Regions from separate parts of the Homo sapiens genome. Here regions 1 and 3 are each linked to region 2. The links are chromatin contacts, found by Hi-C or POLR2A ChIA-PET in ENCODE. All regions are on one chromosome and are shown on one strand. The core of a region is the stretch at or near the end of the contact, and the rest is flanking DNA. Distances in the headings are between cores, read along the strand shown. Region 1 holds the start of FRS2 (fibroblast growth factor receptor substrate 2). Region 2 has its middle 89 kb from the start of CPSF6. Region 3 has its middle 31 kb from the start of LINC02373.

Region 1 (3,174 bases), core at 509-3,008, 320 kb after region 2:
GCCTTGAGTAAAAAGAGATGTCGGTGAGTCCTGCCAACCCACGCTGTTTTTTACTTCTTCACACTCTGAGGCACAAAAGGCTGCTTGAATTTGAGTATTACGGAAGTATTTGCCAACACTTCTGCGATCACAAAAATAAAGTAAGAAAGCCCTGTAAATAAAGCCAAGAGCAGTGGCATTGTTTGCATCTTAAATTTGTAATAATGGGTTTTCAACTTTTTTCCTTTCCCCTGCCTTTCATAGTAGAAACATTTAAAAATCTTCCCCGCCACCCCCCCCCCCCCCAGTTTCAAGAGATGTTAGTACATTTGTTTTGCAGATAGTATGCATTGCTAAGAGGCTTTTTTTTCTTTCCCTGCATCCCAGATACAGAATCTGCCTCAGATATCTGGTGCCTTTCTGATTTTGTGGCTGAGGAATCCCACGCCCTCCTCCTTTCCATCCCTTTTCCCTGTCTGGTATGTAACTCTGTGGGTCCTCATATTATCACTGCATGGAGCTTCACAAGCACCTGTATTTTTCCAGTTGTAAAAACCCCTACTCTTTCTTTTTTTTTTTTTTTTTTTTTTTGAGACGGAGTCTCGCTCTGTCGCCCAGGCCGGACTGCGGACTGCAGTGGCGCAATCTCGGCTCACTGCAAGCTCCGCTTCCCGGGTTCACGCCATTCTCCTGCCTCAGCCTCCCGAGTAGCTGGGACTACAGGCGCCCGCCACCGCGCCCGGCTAATTTTTTGTATTTTTAGTAGAGACGGGGTTTCACCTTGTTAGCCAGGATGGTCTCGATCTCCTGACCTCATGATCCACCCGCCTCGGCCTCCCAAAGTGCTGGGATTACAGGCGTGAGCCACCGCGCCCGGCCAACCCCTACTCTTTCTTATTTCCTTAACTAATCTTTTCTATTGCCTATTGCTGATGAGGTATAAGAATCGTTAACTTTTATCCAATGCCAGACATTCTGAAATGTTTATCATGCATTATCATTTTGGATTCCTACAATGCAGAGATGATTTTATAACTTGCCAGGGTGAAAAAATAAAAGTAAATAAAAGGAGACAAGCAAAAAGATTCCAGATCCCCACCCCAACCCCCCCAACCCCCCAACCCCAGCTCTCGCCTCTGTTGAAGTCACCAGTGATGACAGAATATAGGAATATAGTTTGAGCCCTGTTTTTAAATAATTTCAAAATCTTGGTATAGGTAGATGAGATTTATACACACGTGAATTAAAATCAACCAACATTTGTGAGATTGGGTTTGGTATCTTTGACCGTTTTTCTCCCCTGCAAGACGTAGATAATAGCACCAACCCCAAGGAGTTTGGGGATGATTAAATAAGTTAATGCACCCGAAGGGACTTAATACAGTGCCTACCACGTAGTAAGCGTTCAATAAATGTTAACTATTATCATTATTTTTTAAAGGAGGCAGATTGGAGCGTAGAGTACACTGAAGGGAGTCGGGAGGCCGGGTGTAGGCACTGGATTCTTGCACCTAATTCTCCGAGCCTCGGTTTCCTTATTTGTAAAATTAGCTGGCTGGAGTAAAACAACTCAAACAGCAGTTAAAGCAAAGGGTGCAGCAGTAGCCGGGGAATCGAGGAGGCGCGGGGCGGAAAGGGTTAGTTAGGAGCCCAGAGGCTGATCTGTGGGCGCCCGGCGAGAGAGGCCCCGCCCCGCCCTGGAGGCCCTGGCAGCTCCGGGCTGAGAGCAGTTCCGGTGCCAAAACCCTTCCCTCCCCCGCTCCCCCGGAAGTGCTTTTCCAAGATTCGGGCCGGAGAGAGGCCTTGTAGGCACAGCGGCTGAGACTCGATCTGCTCCAAGTAGGGGCTCCAGCGCGGGTCGGAGTCTGGGGGTTCGCGCCCGCCGACCCGCGCCCTGCTCCCTCTCAGCACCTGGGCGGACGGTGAGTGGCTAGGGAAACGGACTGGGACGGCCGCGGGCCCGCGTCGGAGCTGGCGTTCTCGTGCCCCCGCTGCCCGCTTCGGGATCCGGGCTGAGGGCTCGGCTGCCGGCGTCCGGGGAAGGGGATTGTCGACCGCCGCGGACTTCTCCGGGCCAGCGGGACGGGAAGAGCTGGCTGTGGGTCCATGGGGTGGGCGGGGCGGAGCCAGGGAGGGGGTTCCCAGAGCTGTTGTTGCTGTTGGGACTCGAGAGTGGGGATGGGCTGGGCCTCTGTTCGTCCGTCCGACCCCCCTCATGTGTGCTGCCCCAAACCTCGCCGCTCCCTAGTTTGGTATTCTGTGTCCGGCCTGGGGTAGTAGCTGGACACCAGACTCAATCTTGGGCTCCAGTTCCCGACTTTTCGCCTCCTCTGGGTCTGTCCTGGGGTCAGTAATTAACCCGGGTCCCAGGGGTGTCGTCTTTTCCCTCCAGGGTGGGGCGCTGCCTGTACATGCCAGGGATCTTTTGCAGGGCTTTTCATCCAGATTTGCTTCAGGGTTGTCCGGGATCGATTTGGACTGGGCTCGGAACCGGTCCTGGATACGTAGGTCGCTGTGGCACCAGCATGCTCTGTATCATCTTTACTCACTTGAAAGCTTGCTGAAGCTGTTGTTGAAGTAAACTTAAAGAAAAAACTTGCTTAAGGAAAATCAGTAGTTTAGACACCCCCTCCCCCGCCTTTTTTTGCAGACATACTAAAAAAAAAAAGATGCTTTTCTCTAATCTACACTCTTAATTCTTTTGGCTATCTGATGTCACAGTTGTATGATGAGTTCATTCAGAGGCTGTACGAATTGATTTTAAAGAGTTGGACAGTTATATCCTTTCTCCCAAAGTTTGTTTACCTTCATATTTGGAACTGTCATTTTTCTTAAGGAAAAATTGTTCTTGGATTTTCTTGAGAGATTCCTTACACTGTTAAAATTGTTGCTGCAATGCAGAGTTTCACACAGGTGGGCAGAGATGTTTTGTTTAAACTTATTCCATGAAGTGTTTACTTCGGATAAACTGAGGATTTCCTAGGGGAGAAAGTGATGTAGGTAGGTTTAGTGAACAGATTTTAGGTAGTAAACTTTACTGCTGAAAGGTTTGTAGGAAATATGGGTTTTCCACAATAAATGGTGATTTAAAAACTTTTTATAAGGGAATGCAGTTACTGCAGATTATTGCTATTAGCAGATGGCCACTGTTTTTGCAGCGTAAAGTATTCACAAATCACCTTCTTGAAACCAGTG
Region 2 (3,507 bases), core at 831-3,330:
TGATATTGGCTCTGTAGTCTCTGTGGCCAGGTCTCACTCACCAATGCCAAAGTATGCCCAATACATCTTTCATTCCAAACTAAACATAAAGTATCAGTTTTACTTCTCCTTCTCCTCGAGGTAACATAATCATAAACTATTCTCTGTGAAATATTCCACAGGCTGACATCTGCTTTCTTTTCCTTATCTCCCAAAAGGAGGTGATCGTAAACATAGCTTCAAGAAATTTCTCATACAGCTGTTTCCATTACAGCACTACTTCTCTAGTTTCAGTCCTGAGGATGTTTGCTAGTGTCTATTTATATTCATGTTACCTAAGAAATAAATTTAAAAACAAATAAACATTATGTGATGGCAAAGTTCTAGGCATGATGTAAATCTCACCAAATTAATCCTGTTCACTAAGACTATCCCAAAATGGCTTCAGTCTTGTCCATTCTTTTTACATTATAGAGTTGTCTCGTAACAGCCACTAACTTTAAAGGATTTGCGTTCACTTTTTCCGAGGCCCCTTGCTGAAAACAGTAATAATTGTCTGCATTTTCTCAACAAAGCAGGTCTTTCTAAGGAAATTCTCTTTCAAAATCCAGACAAAGGAAATCCCTTCTACTTATGAAAGGGATTTGTGATTCTGGAACAGTGCCTGATAGTTCCAGAAAGTGTAACTCTAACTGGGCCCAGTGGCTCACACCTGTGATCCCAGCACTTTGGGAGGCCAAGGCAGGATGATTGCTTGAGCTCAGGAGTTCAAGACCAGCCTAGGCAATATAGTGAGACCTTGTCTCTACAAAACATAAAAAAAAATTAACTGGGTGTGATGGTACACACCTGTAGTCCTAGCTACTAGGGAGGCTGAGGTGGGAGGATTGTTTGATCCCAGGAGGTTGAGGCTGCAGTGAGCTGAGATCACACCACTGCACTCCAGCCTGGCTGACAGAGCAAAACTCTGTCTCAACAACAGCAACAAAAGTATAGCTCTTTTACTGAAACAACAACAATAAGTCAACCTGTCACTTGCAATTCAAACTGCCAGGAAATGCTAATAATTTGAACTGCCCAGTGTGCAATGCGTCTGTGTCACAGCATGTGACTGCAATGTTGCCTGTGGGGCAGGTTCATAAAGTCATGGTGAAGACACTCATTCTGGATTCACACTGATCTGGAATCCCAATCCAGGTCCACCAATTATGGTCTCTGTGAGCAAGTTACTTTTTTCCCAAAGACAAAATAAAATTAATTATATTACTTTCTTCATAGAGTCACGGTTAGGATTAACTGAGATAATTCACATTAAATCCCCAGCCCTGGCCTTGGCAAATAACAAGTGTGCAATAAATGTCAATTAATAAGTAAATGAGTTGACCTGGCAGCAGACATGGTGGTAAAGCAGGCTGGTGAGCCACACTTGGAGATGAACGAAAGTAATCCCTGTGCCATAGGAAACCAAGCCAGAATTCATGTTGCAGGTACGTAAAATGGCAGGGCATGCCCCACTTATCCAGTACATCCAAAAATGTTCCTGGCTAATTTTAAGAGTTACTCAATCAATGACAGACTTTAAGGATAATTGAATGTTCTTTGTTTCTCTTGGCAAAATCACAATTTGCAGAATTCTATTTGGCAAGAGACATAGTCCAAAGTTCTTTTCTTTTTTTAAGGAAAATTATTTCAATCACAAGAAGTAGATTGCATGGGACAACCTGTGAGAGTCCTTTCAGGTCAAAACATTCTACATCTCTAACAGCATTGTGCACTGGCATGGAACACATGGTAGAAGGAACGTTCCTGGGCTGTGGGGTTGGACAGACCCGAGCCTGGCCTCCTCCTCTGCATGCAGCTTGATCAAGGTCTATCCTTTCTCTGAGTCTCTCTCATCTGCATAAATGGGGAGAGTAATACCTACCTTAGAGGATTGTTGTGAGAATTAAATGAGAGTATTACATATAAAAGTGCCTGGGATAGTTCTAGGCACATGGTAGATAATGAATAAATGGGAATATTTCTACCTTGCTCTCCAAAGTCACTCAGCAGAGTTACCTGAGACTACGAACCTCCCAGGAGAGCTGTTTACTTAGGGAATTACAGCTGCGGGTGAGACTTTGCCATTTGAGTGTGTTCCCTGTGGGACATATCACTTAAATAGCCCGTTGAGACTTTTTTTTTTTTTAAGAGGAAACGGGTTGAAGAGGGTAAGTCAGTGGTGGAAACTTACGGGTTGGAATGTAGGCACTGGTTAGCTGGCTGCTTTGAGGACATCAGGCTACCCTATATTCCTCCATCCACCCGCCCATTCAATAAATTTTTATTGAACACAAATTCTGTGTTAGCATCAGGCTTGAGGCTAGGGATACAACAGTGAAGAATAAACAGTCCCTGCCCTTAAGAGTTCACAGTCCACTGGGAGAAACAGACAAGAACACAAGCAATTAAGATATAGCCCATTGTGGTCAACGCCAAGGGAGGGGAAGTATAGAATGCCATGGACATGATGAGAACAAGACATGTGCTTTAACTTGTACTATTTTCAATGTACTCAGTGAGGGGTGAGGAAAAACAGATGTTTAAACTATTTTTTTAAAGACTGATATATTAAACACTGGTACATCCATTACAACACTTAAAAAATAAAACACTACAAGGCTGGACACAGTGGCTCACCACTATAATCCCAAGCACTTTGGGAGGCCAAGTGAGGAGGATCACTTGAGGCCAAGAGTTCAAGACCAGCCTGGGCAACACAGGGAGAATTTATCTCTATTTAAAATTTAAAATTTTACAAATCAAGTCATAAACATTAGCTGGGCATGGTGGTGTGTGCCTGTGTTCCCAGCTACTTGGGAGGCTGAGGTGGGAGGATTATTTAAGCCCAGGAGTTTGAAGTTGCAGTGAGCTATGATGGTGCCACTGCCCTCCAGCCTGGGTGACAGAATGACACCGTTATCTCCAAAAAAAGAGTGTTATTTGCTTTGGTAGACCTGGAGCAGATTTTCATATCCAGTTATGTAAGCAGTTGGGTTTCCAGTGATGTTTTAATGCAGTCATTGGTGGACACACTCTGGGAAGCTCTGGCTATGAGAGCACATAAAGTCCGCCCCCTGCTCCGGACATGAGGTTTAAAAATCTTTCCACACCACTGGATGGAAATGTGGATGATTGGTAGAAATTACCCAACTAACGGTTAGAGGTGGAAAGGAGTGACGGCACTATTTCAGGCATAATAAGAAGTATCAGAAGTGAGAAAAAACATGGAATATTTGAGATACTAAATGGCACTTATTTAAATGACATCAATTGCTGGGGCATAGAATTGAAGTGGGAAGTGTCGACATACAAGCCAGAGGAGACAAATATAGGAGAAACTCTGTCAGAGACTGTCCCACACTACAGAATACATTTATGGAAAATAATTAGAGCATGCACAAGTGTGCAGAAACCTGTGGGTAGAAGTGTTAAATTAACGTAGAATTTAAATGAGTCAAAACTCTCGGTATAATTTTTCCTAACATT
Region 3 (3,523 bases), core at 248-2,747, 260 kb after region 2:
AGCTGGGACTACAGGAACATGCTACCGCGACTGGCTAATTTAAAACTTTTTTTGTAGATACGGGGTCTCACTTTGTTGCCCAGGCTAGTCTGAAACTCCTGGCCTCAAGTGAACCTCCCATCTTAGCCTCCCAAAGCACTGGACTAGCAGGCATGAGCCACCATGCCCGAAGAGTACATTTCTTATTGTCCCCCAAATTGGACAAATTATTTAGTCTTAAGCTATACAGGAATAGGAAAAGATTCAGATTCCACAAACTCTGTCCATTTCTGTCCAGAACATTTTATTGAGTTTGCTTCAAAATAAGATGAACTTTCTTGGCATATAACGTCTGGAGGTAGGACAATGCACTGACTTCTTAAGCACAGAATCCCCTTGACTTCCAAAGTGAGACCTGGCTTGGCCCGCTGAAAAGTGCCTAGACTTTGAAGCCAGATGGATTTGAGATTAACTGGGGTGATGTCGTTGATTGCTCATCAGTGGCACTGGGAATGAATTCGCACTGTGTTGTACTTACGTGGCTTTCTTTCTCAGCGGAAATGTTGCCATCAGTTCTTTTTGGGATATCAATAATTTGGCAAGAAAGAAAGTCTCCATCAATGTATTATAGAGACTGGGGGACAAAAATCTGAGAAATGCTACCTAAATTCCTGCAGGATGCATGCAGATGTTCACAAAGAACGTACACTAAGCAATTCAAAAAGCCACAGAATCATGCATGCTGAGCGCACACTTGCCTACATAAGGAGCAGCACTTTGACCTAGAAGCCAGGGACCAGGAAGGCAGTAAGAGAGAAAGAAACAGGGGATGTTGATTCCCCTGTTGTCCTTTGCACCCCTCTACTTAGTAGATCTAACTTAAGTTGTTCAGTGGGCAAAAGTCCAGTGTACTCAGTAGCTCCAAACCAACATTTAGTGTCAAAAAGGTATTTGGGGCCAAGTGTGGAGGCTCACGCATGTAATCCCAACACTTTGGGAGGCCGAGGCGGGCAGATCACCTGAGATCAGGAGTTCGAGACCAGCCTGGCCAACATGGTGAAACCCCATCTGTACTAAAAATACAAAAATTAGCCGAGTATGGTGGTGGGCACTTGTAGGAGGCTGAGGTGAGAGAATCTCTTGAACCCAGGAGGCAGAGGCTGCACTGAGCTGAGATCATGCCACTGCACTCCAGCCTGGGCAACAAAGGGAGATCATGTCTTAAAAACAAACAAACAGGTATTTGGAGCAAGCAATGGACCCAGTGACAGTAACAATTTCAAAGCAAGTAGAGATCCAATGGCAAAGATGGGAGAGGAACAGCCTCAATGTGTAGGAAAAGGTGGCTATAACTACAAAAGCCAAGACTGTGTATGGGGACAGGTGAGGGAGAGGATTCACTGCCTGTGATCCCCTGGCCAGTCGGGGATCCATCCATTTCACACATGGATGCCGAGAAAAAGATGTCTGAGAGGGCAGTGGGCAAGAAGAACAGTTGTGGCCGACTAGCGAGGGGATCACAGGCAGAAACATCAACCCTTTAAGATGCCATGAGCATTGCTGCCTGAAGGTGGCATCTCTCACTCTGAAGAATTCCTGTGAAGATTAAGAAGCCTTGCAATACATTTTTGGAAGGTCAGTTCACATCTGTTTTCTATTTGTCATATTCTGTCAGCACTTCTGTGAGAACTGAGCCATTACACCAGCCTTGGAAGCCAGAGGCAGCTGGATCCTTCAGGCCTGGCATCTCCCAGGCCCGCGGTCCTACCTCAGTGGAGGAAGAGTGGGAACTGCTGTGCATTCCAACTTCAGTTCCCTGTGTGTGCCGCTGCCACCATCGCTCACCTGCAAACTGCTTCAAAGAGCAAACAGGCACTAAGAATTCAGCCTGGTGAATCCATTGTTCTCCTCCCCATAAAACAACAAACAACTTAGAGGCTTTTCAATCCTCTGATGTGTTTAATTTGTTATCTAGCAACAAAAAGAAGGAAAAGAAAAAGAAATTCTCCCAAATTCTATGCAATTTACAGTCCTGCAACTACATACGGAACTGGGATTTGCCTGAGAGACATATTGCAAAACAATCGGCCCCAAGGAAAATTCCAGAACTCAACAACACTCACAGTGGCCTAGTGATGGTTATCAGAATGGTGTTTCTAAATGGTGCTTATCAGTGTGCAGAGTCACTTATCACCAGTAGGCAAAGAGTTCCATGGATGTGGTTCAAAGGGCAGCCCAAGAAGCACCTGGGTCACATTCCTGCCCATCTGCCTGCAGCCCTCCCACGCCAGTAGGTAACCTAGACTTGCTTCACAGGGTCGGGGTTTGGGAAGACAAGGCATCTATGACAGGCTACTTCGCTCAGATCAATGTGTAACAATCAATGCCCAGTGCTTAATTTTAACAATAAGAATTTTATGGTGAGAGATGAACAGTCAATACTTAAGTTGGTCAGCCGGTGGCGGTGGCTCATGCTTGTAATCCCAGCACTTCGGGAGGCCGAGGTGGGTGGATAAGGTGAGGTCTGGAGTTCGAGACCAGCCTGGCCAACATGGTGAAACCCCATCTCTACTAAAAATACAAAAATTAGCCGGGCATGGTGGTGGGTGCCTGTAATCCCAGCTATTCGGGAGGCTGAGGTAGAAGAATCACTTGAACCCAGGAGGCGGAGGTTGCAGTGAGCCAAGATCACACCACTGCACTCCAGCCTGGGCAACAAGAGCAAAACTCTGTCCCAAATTTAAAAATAAATAAGTAAATAAAAATAAAATAAAATAAAATACTCAAGTTGGTCATGGCTTAAACATTTTTTAAAAATTTTTTTTTTTTTTTTTTTTTGAGACAGAATCTCACTCTGTTGCCCAGGCTGGAGTGCAGTGGTATGATCATGGCTCACTGCAGCCTCAACTTCCTGGGTTCAAGTGATCCTCCTGCCTCAGCCTCCCACGTTGCTTGGACTACAGGTGCATATGCCATCACACCTGGCTAATTTTTTGATGTTTTGTTGAGAGAGCATCTCACTATGTGGCCCAGGCTGGTCTTCAACTCCTGAGCTCAAGTAATCCTCCCGCCTCAGCCTCCTGAAGTGCTGGGATTACACATGTGAGCCACCACACCTGGCTAGTCAGGTCTTAAATTATCAAGATCTTGGGTGATTACTTTGAGGCTTCTGAGCAGATGAGAACGTATGACCGATGCCTGAACATAAGGCTGCCTTGGTAGGAGGCTAAAAATCCTGTGACTCTACAGAAATCGGTTACAGAAGTCTAATTATTTGTGTTCACTAGTAATTCTGTGTTGTTTTAGAACTAGCTTTAAAATGAGGAAATACTTAATTTAATGATCACTACCCACGTACTGTGTTTCTGTGACTATTTGTTGGTGTTTCTGTGAAAACAACAGCAGCCGCTTGTTACTGCAGAAATGGTCCCTTTGGAAATCAGCAGCACTTCGTTTAACGCTGGCATTTTTGTTGCGTGTCTCCCCAGAAATGCTTGGCTTAATATTCTTACAATAGGGAAAAAAAAAAAAAAAAAAAAGCAAT

The links. Hi-C counts contacts between places; a loop is a spot of excess contacts on that map. ChIA-PET counts read pairs that join two places held with the same protein, here RNA polymerase II (POLR2A). Pooled maps may share reads with other maps.
Region 1: a loop to region 2 is called in a map of CD4-positive, alpha-beta T cell, with 2.0 times the contacts of the local background. The contact joins the promoter of FRS2 here to the enhancer-like site in region 2. A Hi-C loop is called at or near these places in 4 of 168 maps with a recorded cell type or tissue (CD4-positive, alpha-beta T cell, CD8-positive, alpha-beta T cell and naive thymus-derived CD4-positive, alpha-beta T cell), 4 of 37 single-sample maps with no recorded cell type and 14 of 50 pooled maps.
Region 3: a loop to region 2 is called in a map of K562, with 4 times the contacts of the local background. The contact joins two enhancer-like sites. A Hi-C loop is called at or near these places in 1 of 168 maps with a recorded cell type or tissue (K562) and 3 of 50 pooled maps. POLR2A ChIA-PET finds 5 or more read pairs at or near these places in 1 of 52 experiments (WTC11).

What each region holds. Positions count from the first base shown.
Region 1 is chr12:69,468,630-69,471,803 of GRCh38, forward strand. It overlaps FRS2 (fibroblast growth factor receptor substrate 2), which reads left to right and starts at 1,759. Exons shown (of 9, transcript NM_001278356.2): 1 at 1,759-1,901. RefSeq lists enhancers at 1,430-1,931, 2,103-2,152.
Region 2 is chr12:69,149,236-69,152,742 of GRCh38, forward strand. No RefSeq gene overlaps it. Among named protein-coding and RNA genes, the nearest start is that of CPSF6, 89 kb to the right of the region's middle. Within about 2 kb of position 2,081, at least 3 of the 41 ENCODE cell types and tissues checked have a DNase peak (open chromatin) inside an H3K27ac peak, as active enhancers do.
Region 3 is chr12:69,414,359-69,417,881 of GRCh38, forward strand. It overlaps a transcript of YEATS4 not described here. Among named protein-coding and RNA genes, the nearest start is that of LINC02373, 31 kb to the right of the region's middle. RefSeq lists silencers at 1,411-1,705, 1,631-1,925. Within about 2 kb of position 1,498, at least 4 of the 41 ENCODE cell types and tissues checked have a DNase peak (open chromatin) inside an H3K27ac peak, as active enhancers do.